Linked DNA regions of Homo sapiens: regions 1 and 3 are each linked to region 2. A link is a contact called in ENCODE Hi-C or POLR2A ChIA-PET data. All regions are on one chromosome and are shown on one strand. The core of a region is the stretch at or near the end of the contact, and the rest is flanking DNA. Distances in the headings are between cores, read along the strand shown. Region 1 overlaps USP48 (ubiquitin specific peptidase 48). Region 2 holds the start of ECE1-AS1 (ECE1 antisense RNA 1). Region 3 overlaps EIF4G3 (eukaryotic translation initiation factor 4 gamma 3).

Region 1 (3,524 bases), core at 513-3,012, 470 kb before region 2:
GAATGACGAATGGGAGAGGCTACAGCCCTCTGTGGTTGGCATTCTGCTGTGCTGCTAAGGCTGGCTTTAGAAGTAACAGCTTATAATTAGAACTGTGATTTGTGTCTGCCTGTCCATCCGTCCTCCCTCCCTCCCTCCCTTCCTTCCTCCCTTCCTTTTCTTGAAACAGAGTTTCTCTCTAGTTACCAGGGTTGGAGTGCAATGGCATGATCTCGGCTCACCGCACCCTCTGCCTCCTGGGTTCAAGTGATTCTCCTGCCTCAGCCTCCTGAGTAGCTGGAATTACAGGCATGTGCCACCACGCCTGGCTAATTTTTTGTATTTTTAGTAGAGACGAGGTTTCTCTATGTCAGCCAGGCTGGTCTCGAACTCCCGACCTCAGGTGATCTGCCCGCCTTGGCCTCTCAAAGTGTTGGGATTATAGGCGTGAGCCACTGCGCCCAGCTGTTATTTGTGTTTGTTAAGTAGATTCTTTACCTCTCCAAGTAAGAGAACAAACACAACCCCGCCCCCCCATATTGGGCTATGTATGAAAGGCTTAGCAACAATTTAGAAGTTTAGAAAGCCCAAGCCCTTTTAATGCAAAGCACCGCCATTGGCTTTTTGGTTCCCACCTGAAGTGTGGCCATAGAGGCTCGGGAGCCATAGGTTTGGCCTGGGGTGGTAGTCTATCACAGGTCACCTGCACTTGGCATTCTGCTGTGGTGGTGTTCTAGCCGACTGAAGACGTATTCAGTGATACCTAGCAAGCAATTAATTTAAGAAAATTTAAAAAGAACAATGCCAGTGTTGTGGGGCCTAATAATACAGATTGCTCCCAGCTTCTCATAGTAGCTTTTGAAAGTCTTATTGTGGTAATATTTAGGCCATAGGTTGTGTTTGCCTTTTGATGCCAGCTTTAGAACCAGTTGAGTATGCATGATTTTTGGGTGGGGACAGGGAGAGCCTACCTTTTCTTCATTGTCTGAATTATTTTGCTATCAGGAACTGGAGACTAAAATCTAAACAGATCCAGTGGAACTATTTTCTGAGAATGATGTCTGTGTTTGACACATGGGAGTATCTGTTTCCCCAGCCAGGTCGTGTGAATTTTTTTTTTTTTTTTTTTTTTTGAGATGAAGTCTCGCTCTGTCGCCCAGGCTGGAGTGCAGTGGCGTGATCTCGGCTCACTGCAACCTCCGCCTCCCAGGTTCAAGCAATTCTCCTGCCTCAGCCTCCTGAGTAGCCAGGATTACAGGCGCCTGCCACCACGTCCAGCTAATTTTTGTATTTTTAGTAGAGATGGGGTTTCACCATGTTGGTCAGGCTGGTCTCAAACCCCTGACCTCGTGATCCACCCGCCTCCGCCTCCCAAAGTGCTGGGATTACAGGCGTGAGCCACCGCGCCCGGCCCGTGTGAAAAATTTTTACCACCCACTTGTCCAAGAGGAGGGAGTGAACAAACAAGACTTGATATTACACCTTTGAAAAGCAGAGTTGAAAGGATTGACAAAATAAGTGCCTACTTTGTTTTAGAGGTATATTTTCACCATGGTTACTGACACTATTTTTTCCTATCTGCCAAAGACCTTTGGGAGAGTCCATTGCCACTAGCTGTAATTTTCTTTCGAAAGAACCTTCCTAGTATATCCTTGTCACTGTTCCCAGGAGAGATTTTCTGTTACTTTTCTCAGTCTCAGAATCAGTTTTGTTTCTTCTTTTTTTTTTTGAGACGAGTCTCGCTCTGTTGCCCAGCCTGGCTGGAATGCACTGGTGCGATCACAGCTCACTGCAAACCCTGCCTTCCTGGTTCAAGCGGTTCTCTCACTTCAGCCTCCCAAGTAGCTGGGATTATAGGCACACGCCACCACGCTTGGCACATTTTTGTATTTTTAGTAGAGACGGGGTTTTGCCATGTTGGCCAGGCTGGTCTTGAACTTCTGGCCTCAAGTGATCTGCCCACCTCAGTCTCCCAAAGTGCTGGGGATTACAGGCAGGAGCCACTGCACCCGGCCAGTTTTGTTTCTTTAACTCTCTTATAGTAGACCTTTCCCATTAGAGATGAGTTATAAGCACTAAAACAAAACCCTAGCTTCTTCTCCCCACAGTGGATGGGTTCTACTTTATTTCATTAATAAGCTTTTTTCCCTCCTAGCTTTGATATAAGCTGACAAAACTGTTCTTAAATTGGTCGAACTTGTTTTCATTTTTATTTTTTCAAAAGTTTTAAAATAGAGACAGGGTCTCACTTTGTTGGCCAGGCTGTAGTGCAGTGGCTGTTCACAGGTGCAATCATAGTTCATTGCAGCCTCCAACTCCTAGGCTTAGGCCATCTTCTGCCTGAGCCTTCTGAATAGCTGGCACTATAAGCATGTGCCACCACACCCAGCTTCATTTTTATATTTTAGAAGACAGTATGTTTAAACTGAACATTAAAACAATTATTTACTTATTTTTGGAATATGTAACACATTTTATTGTTCAAAGTCTGAAAGGTATAAAAAGTGATGGGGTCAGCCTGGGGCAACATGGCAAGACCCTGTTTTTACAAAAAATAAAATAAAAAATTATCCAAGTATGGTGGCATGCACCTCCCAGCTACTCCAGAGGCTGAGGCTGGAGGATTACTTGAGTCCAGGATGTAGAGGCTGCAGTGAGCCATGAACATGCCACTTCAGTATGGGAGTCTCAAAAAAAAAAAAAAGGAAGTTCAGAGTGTTATTTACTTCTGACTTATAGCTGGCAAGTACAGAGATAATCTTTGCCGATAAGGTTGTTTCCAGTTTATAATGTACTCTTCTATCTAAACAAACGGGTGTGTTTACCCCATTTGTAAATAAAAAACATGGCAACATGATATGCAGTGTTTTGTACCTTCCTTTTTTTTTTTCTTTTTTTTCTTTTGAGACAAAGTTTCCACTTGTTGTCCAGGCTGGAGTGCGATGGCGTGATCTTGGCTCACCACAACCTTCACCCTGCTGGGCTCAAGCAGTTCTCCTGCCTCAGCCTCCCAACTAGCTGGGATTAACAGGCATGCGCCACCATGCCCGGCTAATTTTGTATTTTTAGTAGAGACAGGGTTTCTCCATGTTGGTCAGGCTGGTCTCGAAATCCCGACCTCAGGTGATCGCCTGCCTCAGCCTCCCAAAGTGCTGGGATTACAGGCGTGAGCCACTGTGCCTGGCCCACCTTCCTTTTTTCAACTAATGATATCGTTATATATCACAACATTAAAAGCTTTCCCTACCTTTTTTTAAATTTATTTTTATTTTTATTTTTTTTGAGATAGAGTTTTGTTCTTGTTGCCCAGGCTGGAGTGCAGTGGCACGATCTCGGCTCACTGCACCCTCCCGCCTTCCAGTTTCAAGTGATTTCTCCTGCCTCAGCCTCCTGGGTAGCTGGGATTACAGGCTCCCGCCACCACTCCTGGCGAATTTTTGTATTTTTAGTAGAGATGGGGTTTTACCATGTTGGCCAGGCTGGTCTCGAACTCCTGACTTTGTGATCCGCCCACCTGGGCCTCCCAAAATGCTGGGATTACAGGC
Region 2 (3,778 bases), core at 1,244-3,743:
AAGGATTCATGATAGGTTATAAATAAAATACATTCAGTAAAACGACATGCAATACCAAATGGAAAATCAGAATCACGGAAAACAGAGTGGAAAATGTGGACAAGGAAAAAGCTGAACCTAAAGGCCAAGAAAGTGCCCATAGGCGAGTTTCTGATTTGGCTATGAGTTTCCTGGCAGCCAAAGAAAAAAGAGATACAAGCTGATTCCTGTTATTAAAAAGTAAAGAAGCAGTTTACACTTTCAGGAACTTCATAGTAAATTTTAAAATAAGCTAATCACATGGAAATTTCTCTGGTGAAAAATACTGGGAAATATAATGGATAATGTAATAATAATAAATGTCAAGTGGCATATCTTTAGAAATGATAGCCATATTTTTATATCTTATCCCTTGCCCAAAGTTGTGTTACTTGGGTTTGTTTTTGTTTTTGTTTTTTTGAGACAGGGTTTTGCTGTGTTTCCCAGGCTGGTCTTGAACTCCTGGCCTCAAACAATCCTCCGGCCTGGGTCTCCCCAGGTGCTGGGATTGCAGGCATGAGTCACCATGCCCAGCCAAGCACTTTATCTATATTAACTCATTTAAGTGTCACCACAGTCCTATGAGGGAGGTACTATTGTTATCATCATCCTCCTCATTTGACAGATGAGTACTGAGGCACAGAGAGGCTGAGTCACTTGCTCAGGGTCACAGAGTTGGGAAGTTCAGACTGGGGATCTGAAATGAGGTTTAGATCCAGAGATTTTACCCACTACATTATAGCATCTGTGAAATATAAGTGTTTAGCTACCAGATAATATGAGTGTGTTTTAGATGACATGTAAAGATTGAACAGATCCCAGCCAATTACCAGCACCAAAAGTAGTAACTGATGGGGACTTCGGCCACAAAGGGCAGCGTCTCTAAGGAGCTGAGGCTTAGAGACAATGTGAAAGTAGCTGTGGAGGGTGTGGCTCAGTCCCAGGCCTCAGAATTTCACATGTGGGGCTTCCCTTTTCCACCTCATCACCCCAAGATGACTTAACAATCCCCCGCCTTTGGCCAACCAAACGCAAGAGCCATATGAGTGACTAATGTCGTCTGGGCAAAGGGGGTCATGCCCAGGTGCTACCAGGCCAGGAGGCTTTTGTCGCCAGAAACCTGTGCGTGTTTATATTTCTCGTTTCTGCTCACCACAGGCCTTTGATTTACAAGGGTGGAGTTTCCAGAGCTGGGCACTGTTGCACCTTCATCTGGCTGTCATCACTTCCTCTGTGCAGCTGGGGCACCGGGGACTGAGGACGGGGCAGTCCACAGGGAGCTGTGGTTCCACCCCTTCACTCTTGGTTTCTGCCAGGCCCTCCTCTTGAACACTAGACCCAGATTCAACCCAGATTTCTCCTCCACGGCTGCACAGTGCCAGGAAGGGAACTGAGAAGACCAAAGTGGAGGTTCTTTACCTTCCCCAACACACTCGGGGCCAGGCGTGGCACCCACAACTGCAAATGAGACAATTAGGGAGAATAAGTGCTGGCTGCCCTGTCAGCCCAGAGCCTCAGTCTGCCCAGGGCACCCAGACTCTGTGAGGTTCCCACCTGAAGAAGCAGTTCCATCTTCCACAAGGAGCACAGGACCAAGAGTCCAGGACCCAGGTTCGAGGCCCAGCTCTACCACTTTCTCGCCGCGGGGCTCGGGTTCTCTGGAGGCAGCGTAATGGAGTCAGTGGGTTTGGCAAGGGGAAGATTCGCATTATGGCTCCCTCAGTCTCCAGGCAGGTGACTCAGGGCTGGGGGGAGGTCCTTTCTCCTCTCTGACCCTTGGTCATCTCATTTGTAAAGCGGAGGTGATGATTCTCATCTCAGGGACGAGGCACTGTGGGGTTAGGAGAGAATTTGTCAAGTGGCATGGTTGGTTTTTGGTCTGTCTAGGCCCCTCCCCCTCTCTGTAAGCTGGAAGCGGTACTTGTGAGGCTGAGGCTCTAGGTGGGTGTGGGGAGCCATTGGGGTAGTGAATGGAAGGCCCTGGGCGAAGGGCCCCAGGCAGCTGTTGAAATGTCACTCACCCACTGTGGACTTCCCACCAAGCAGAGCCCGCCAAGCCTTTCCCGTCTGAGGTGGGTTCAGTTTCACTACCGGGCTGAGGCAGGCATCTCAGGAAGGGGCCCTCGGCTTTTGTGTGCTGAAAAATAACCAGGCTCCATCTCTGCTGATTTCTGCTTGGGAGTTCCGTGAGCTTCCTGCATCATCTGTCCACAGACAGGCTGCCGCAGGGTGGACATCAGAGTCCCTGGGGTGGCTTCCGGCCTCCCTCCCTTGCCTCCCGCCTTTGCTCAAACATCTGTAGAGGCTCCAGCCCCAGACTAAGCCCTTAAGGAGACAGGGTCCCGTGAGACCCAGCCTCTGCCATCAGGGTTCTCCTGTCTAAAATGCTGTGTGCCTCAGTAAAAGGCAGCATGGGGTAGGGTGGCTGTGTGGGGACACAGAGCCAGGGACCAAATGCTGTCTGGGGTCCCTGGAGGGTGGTCAGGAGAGCTTGCCAGAAGGGGGAAATCTCTGAAATGAGACAGAAGGAGGAGGAGCCATCGCTTAACCACACCTGGGCGAGTTAACTTCCCCAAGCCTCAGTTTCATTCTCTGTAAAAGGAACCAGTGATACCTGCTTCTGAGGGAAGGGTGAGAAGCTTAAAAGAGATGGTATAAAAGAACTGACAAATCCCGTACACCAGCCGGGTGAATCCCTTACACCACCCACATGCCCCGGGGAGATGTTCTGTGAACTGAACTTCTTTTTCAAAAGTCTTTTCCTCTGGCAATCGACACCTGGTAACGTAGTGTAACCAAGTGTCCTGTTCTAGAAAAAGCCCAGCTGCAACCCAGCAGTAAGTGAAGCAGCCTCAGAGTCCCCTCTCTCTCTGGGATGGGTAATGGAAACTCCTCCACCCAGTGGGAGTGAGGCAGAAGTCTCCAGAATTCAGAGCTTTCCCATGCACCCTGCCTCCCCAGGGCCTGTGACCTTTAGATGTGTTCCCTGTTTCTGTAGGCATTATGAAGTTAGATGCAGGAGAGTTCTTGAGAACTTGAAGGCACTTCCCCTCTACTTGTCCCCCCTTTGATTTTAACAACCGTTTGTTGAGCACCTACTCTGTGCCGGGTGATGGAGAGTCTCTGTTGGACAGGCCAGACAAGGTCCCAGCCCCAGTAAAGCTGTGGATTCTGGAGAGGGACAGAGACAGTGATGATAAAGACATGGAAACAAAACAGTCTGCAACAAGTACTGTAAAGGAAAACAAACAGGATGCTGTAACAGAGAATTTGGGGGACTGCTTAGGGTTCCTGGGACATTTGAGGAGCTGGTAGGCTGAGATCTGAAGTTGGAGCTGACCATGGGAAGAGTAGAGAGGAGGAAAAAATGTTCCAGATAGAGACAACAGCAGCTACAAAGGTCTTGGGGGAAGAAGAAACTTGTAGAAACTGAGGAGTTGTGTGAGGAGGTTGGTGGGGGAGGGGGCGCTGGCAGCACAAGATGAGGGCCCAGAGTGGGCAGGGGCCATGGGGCCTGGTGAAGGGTTTGGATTTCATTCCAGGACAGTGGAGGGTTTTTAAGCAAGGGAGTGGTAATATCAGAATTTTTTTTTATTTTATTTATTTACTCAGACAAGATCTTGTTGTGTCGTCCACGCTGGAGTGCAGTGGTGCAATCACAGCTCACTGTAGCCGCCACCTCCTGGCTTCAAGCGATTCTCCCACCTAAGCCTCCCAAGTAGCTGGGACTACAGGCGCATACCACCACGTCCTGCTAATT
Region 3 (3,813 bases), core at 519-3,018, 270 kb after region 2:
ACCCCCACCTCCCTCCCGGATGGGGCGGCTGGCCGGGCGGGGGGCTGACCCCCCCCCACCTCCCTCCCGGACGGGGTGACTGCCGGGCGGAGACGCTCCTCACTTCCCAGATGGGGTGGCTGCTGGGCGGAGAGGCTCCTCACTTCTCAGACGGGGCAGCTGCCGGGCGGAGGGTCTCCTCACTTCTCAGACGGGGTGGTTGCCAGGCAGAGGGTCTCCTCACTTCTCAGACTGGGCGGCCGGGCAGAGACGCTCCTCACCTCCCAGATGGGGTCGTGGCCGGGCAGAGGCGCTCCTCACATCCCAGATGGGGCGGCGGGGCAGAGGCGCTCCCCACATCTCAGACGATGGGCGGCCGGGCAGAGACGCTCCTCACTTCGTAGATGTGATGGCGGCCGGGAAGAGGCGCTCCTCACTTCCTAGATGGGATGGCGGCCGGGCGGAGACGCTCCTCACTTTCCAGACTGGGCAGCCAGGCAGAGGGGCTCCTCACATCCCAGACGATGGGCGGCCAGGCAGAGACACTCCTCACTTCCCAGACGGGGTGGCGGCTGGGCAGAGGCTGCAATCTCGGCACTTTGGGAGGCCAAGGCAGACGGCTGGGAGGTGTAGGTTGTAGCGAGCCGAGATCACGCCACTGCACTCCAGCCTGGGCACCATTGAGCACTGAGTGAACAAGACTCCGTCTGCCATCCCGGCACCTCGGGAGGCCGAGGCTGGCGGATCACTCGCGGTTAGGGGCTGGAGACTGGCCCGGCCAACACAGCGAAACCCTGTCTCCACCAAAACCAGTCAGGCATGGCGGCGCGTGCCTGCAATCGCAGGCACTCGGCAGGCTGAGGCAGGAGAATCAGGCAGGGAGGTTGCAGTGAGCCGAGATGGCAGCAGTACAGTCCAGCTTTGGCTCCGCATGAGAGGGAGACGTGGAAAGAGAGGGAGACCGTGGGGAGAGGGAGAGGGAGGGGGAGGGGGGGAGGGGGAGGGGAGGGGGAGGGAGAGGGAGAGCCCTTACACCACTTTCTATGTCATTTTTACTGTTGTTAGGTAAATTGTAAATCCCTGTGCATAGGAATCGTGTCTTTTTCAACTTGATTTCCATGACTTAGAATTGCTACTGCAAACAAAAAAGAAAAACTCACAAACTTGTTAGATTGCTACATCTGAAGTCAAGTATAGTTTGAGAGTTTTTTTCATTCTAATGTGAGTAAAAGTTTTTGCGTGCCTAATGTTTTTAACTGAGGGTACTACTAATTAGCATCCTCGAAGGAAAGAAAACTGAAAGTGATTTTGCTTTAAAGCTTGTTATTCATAGTAAAAGAACATTTACCATGTAATTCAGGGAAGCTTTAGAAAGAAAACCTAGGGGATCTGTTGGCCATATCAAAAAAGTACAAGCTACATGGACAGTGAGGTGATACTGTAATACTTCCACCTGTAGGTCAACTGGAGAGACTTGGTTTTTTCCAAATAGACCTAGCTTAATTGTGATGACGCATGCCAACCTAATTAACCTCCTAATGTTACTTGTCTTTGTTTTTGTATTGTCAGGAACTTGGTGTGTGGGTTGGGAATATTAGAACATAATAGAACTATGTGATGTCTAAATTGAGCTTTAACACAAACTGGTTGGTGTTATTGAGGGAAAGTATAACTTATTAGTGGGAATGGGAAAAGAAGCCTGATGTTGTGGTGAGGTAGAAATTTCCACTGTGTTACTGTGAACAGGAAGTAAAGGGCTAATGGTCGGTGACTCAGCTGTTTTCTGAACCTGTCTCATATGATTCAGTGTGCATGATGTCTGTTTATTCTCGACAGAGTAAGTACTACGGGAGTCACATTACACAGGCAGACATAATGTTTATTTAACCAACTCAGTGATGACCTAAAAATAACTTGTGGGGTTTTTGTACTACATTTAGCATAATCAGATAGAAAAATCATAATGGACACCCATCATTGAGTGCTTTCCCTTATAAATAACTGGATATATAGTCAGCCAGTACTATTTCATTTCTTACATTGTTAAGGTGCAATCTTTGGTATTTAAATGAAAGGTAGCAAAAGAAGATAGCCTTTAAATTATCCATAAAATAATTCTGTACCATTTTAGATTATACTTTGGACAGATATGCATTTTCGGTGCTTAGTGCCATCGTTGAGGTATTTTTGCACCAAAATTTTCATATAGGAACCTTTTTGTGAGGCTATAGCAAATGTTGTTTTGAAATAGAAATTTACGTATTTGCTGGATTTTATGTTAATATTAAATTATAGTAGCAATAGTTTTACTTTGATTTTCTTGATTTATTCATCTTGTACTGAAGGTTTGTGCCTACCATGTACTGTAATTGAGTCTTAAATATGTCAGAGCCGGGCACGGTGGTTCATGGCTGTAATCCCAGCACTTTGGGAGGCTGAGGCAAGTGGATCACCTGAGTTCAGGAGTTCGAGACCAGCCTGCCCAACATGGTGAAATCCTGTCTCTACTAAAAATACAAAAATTAGCCAGGCATTGTGCTGCGCGCCTGTAGTCCCAGCTACTTGGAAGGCTGAGGTAGGAGAATCGCTTGAACCCAGGAGGCAGAGGTTGCAGTGAGCCGAGATTGCACCCCTGCACTCCAGCCTGGATGACAGAGCAAGACTCTGTCTCCACATAAAGAAAAAAAAAGAAAGAAAGAATCTTAAGTATGTCAGAGTATGGTTACTGTTATGCTGTATACCTGTTACATGCTTGGCTTTGAAGGAGAGAGCACTTGGAAGCCTGAGCTTACATAATAATCATAATCTGCTCATTGTCTGAGAAATTGTGAGTTGTTATGGTTTATTCTTTTTGACATTTGAGTATTCTTGCTCTCAGAGGTGCAGCATTTGTAGCATGTAAACTTTAATCAGAGATTATTTCAAAAGGGAAAGGGAAGCTAGAGTCACTAAGAAGAAATAGGCTGGGCACAGTGGTTTATGACTATAATCCCAGCACTTTGGGGGGCTGAGGTGGGCGGATCACTTGAGGCCAGGAGTTTGAGACCAATCTGGCCAACATGGCAAAACACTGTGTCTACTAAAAATTCAAAAATTAACTGGGGGTGGTGGTGCATACCCATAGTCCCAGGTATTCGGGAGGCTGAAGTATGAGGATGGCTTGAACCTGAGAGGTGAAGGTTGCCGTGAACAAAGGTCTCACCACTGCACTCCAGCCTGGCTGATAGAGGGAGACTCTGTCTCAAAATTAAAATAAATACATAAATAAGAAATAAATGCCAGCATTCTTTTTACAATAATGCTTTATGTAGTGGGAATGTGTGATCAATCTAATAGTCAGTAGAACTACCCAGTGGTTGATGCTATATATAAAGTAGGAAATACGTACCCTTTCTATAATTGATTTTAAAAGTTTCTGCATTAAGCTTACACTCTTTTATTTCACTCCATGTTTCAGTAAAAATCACAGGACTTGTTTTTATTTACAATATTATACCATTGTTTGAATATTTAATGGGATTTATATTTTAAAATGTTTTAGTTGGTATAGTTATTAGATATTCTGTATTAACCTAGAATGGAAAATTAAAGTATGTATCTTCTGATTCACTGCATGTAAATAGGACCTGACTTGGACATCGTTTGAAATGTATTCCAGTAATCGCGCTGGCTATACATGGTCCCATACCTGCCCTTATCCCAACAGATAAATGGTATTCTTCTTTATTTATTCATTTATTTATTTATTTATTTTTGAGACAGGGTCTCACTCTGTTGCCCAGGCTGGAGTGCAGTGACATGATCTTGGCTCACTGCAACCTCCTCCTCCTAGGC

What was found. A loop is a pair of places that touch in the nucleus more often than their neighbours do. ChIA-PET counts read pairs that join two places held with the same protein, here RNA polymerase II (POLR2A). Pooled maps may share reads with other maps.
Region 1: a loop to region 2 is called in a pooled map, with 11 times the contacts of the local background. The contact joins the enhancer-like site here to the promoter of ECE1-AS1 in region 2. A Hi-C loop is called at or near these places in 6 of 37 single-sample maps with no recorded cell type and 9 of 50 pooled maps.
Region 3: a pooled map shows a loop between it and region 2 (10-fold over the local background). The contact joins the enhancer-like site here to the promoter of ECE1-AS1 in region 2. A Hi-C loop is called at or near these places in 4 of 37 single-sample maps with no recorded cell type and 8 of 50 pooled maps. POLR2A ChIA-PET finds 5 or more read pairs at or near these places in 2 of 52 experiments (AG04450 and activated CD4-positive, alpha-beta T cell).

The regions. Positions count from the first base shown.
Region 1 is chr1:21,760,454-21,763,977 of GRCh38, reverse strand. The region is part of intron 1 of USP48 (ubiquitin specific peptidase 48); the gene reads left to right. Among named protein-coding and RNA genes, the nearest start is that of USP48, 21 kb to the left of the region's middle. RefSeq lists an enhancer at 1,997-2,076. Within about 2 kb of position 1,762, at least 4 of the 41 ENCODE cell types and tissues checked have a DNase peak (open chromatin) inside an H3K27ac peak, as active enhancers do.
Region 2 is chr1:21,292,005-21,295,782 of GRCh38, reverse strand. It overlaps ECE1-AS1 (ECE1 antisense RNA 1), which reads right to left and starts at 2,493. Exons shown (of 3, transcript NR_038404.1): 1 at 2,040-2,493; 2 at 1,573-1,849. It also overlaps a transcript of ECE1 not described here. RefSeq lists enhancers at 917-1,076, 416-1,615, 2,457-2,546.
Region 3 is chr1:21,020,411-21,024,223 of GRCh38, reverse strand. The region is part of intron 4 of EIF4G3 (eukaryotic translation initiation factor 4 gamma 3); the gene reads left to right. Among named protein-coding and RNA genes, the nearest start is that of MIR1256, 34 kb to the right of the region's middle. RefSeq lists a silencer at 1,314-1,608, a cis regulatory region at 1,747-1,757 and an enhancer at 1,680-1,824. Within about 2 kb of position 1,768, at least 26 of the 41 ENCODE cell types and tissues checked have a DNase peak (open chromatin) inside an H3K27ac peak, as active enhancers do.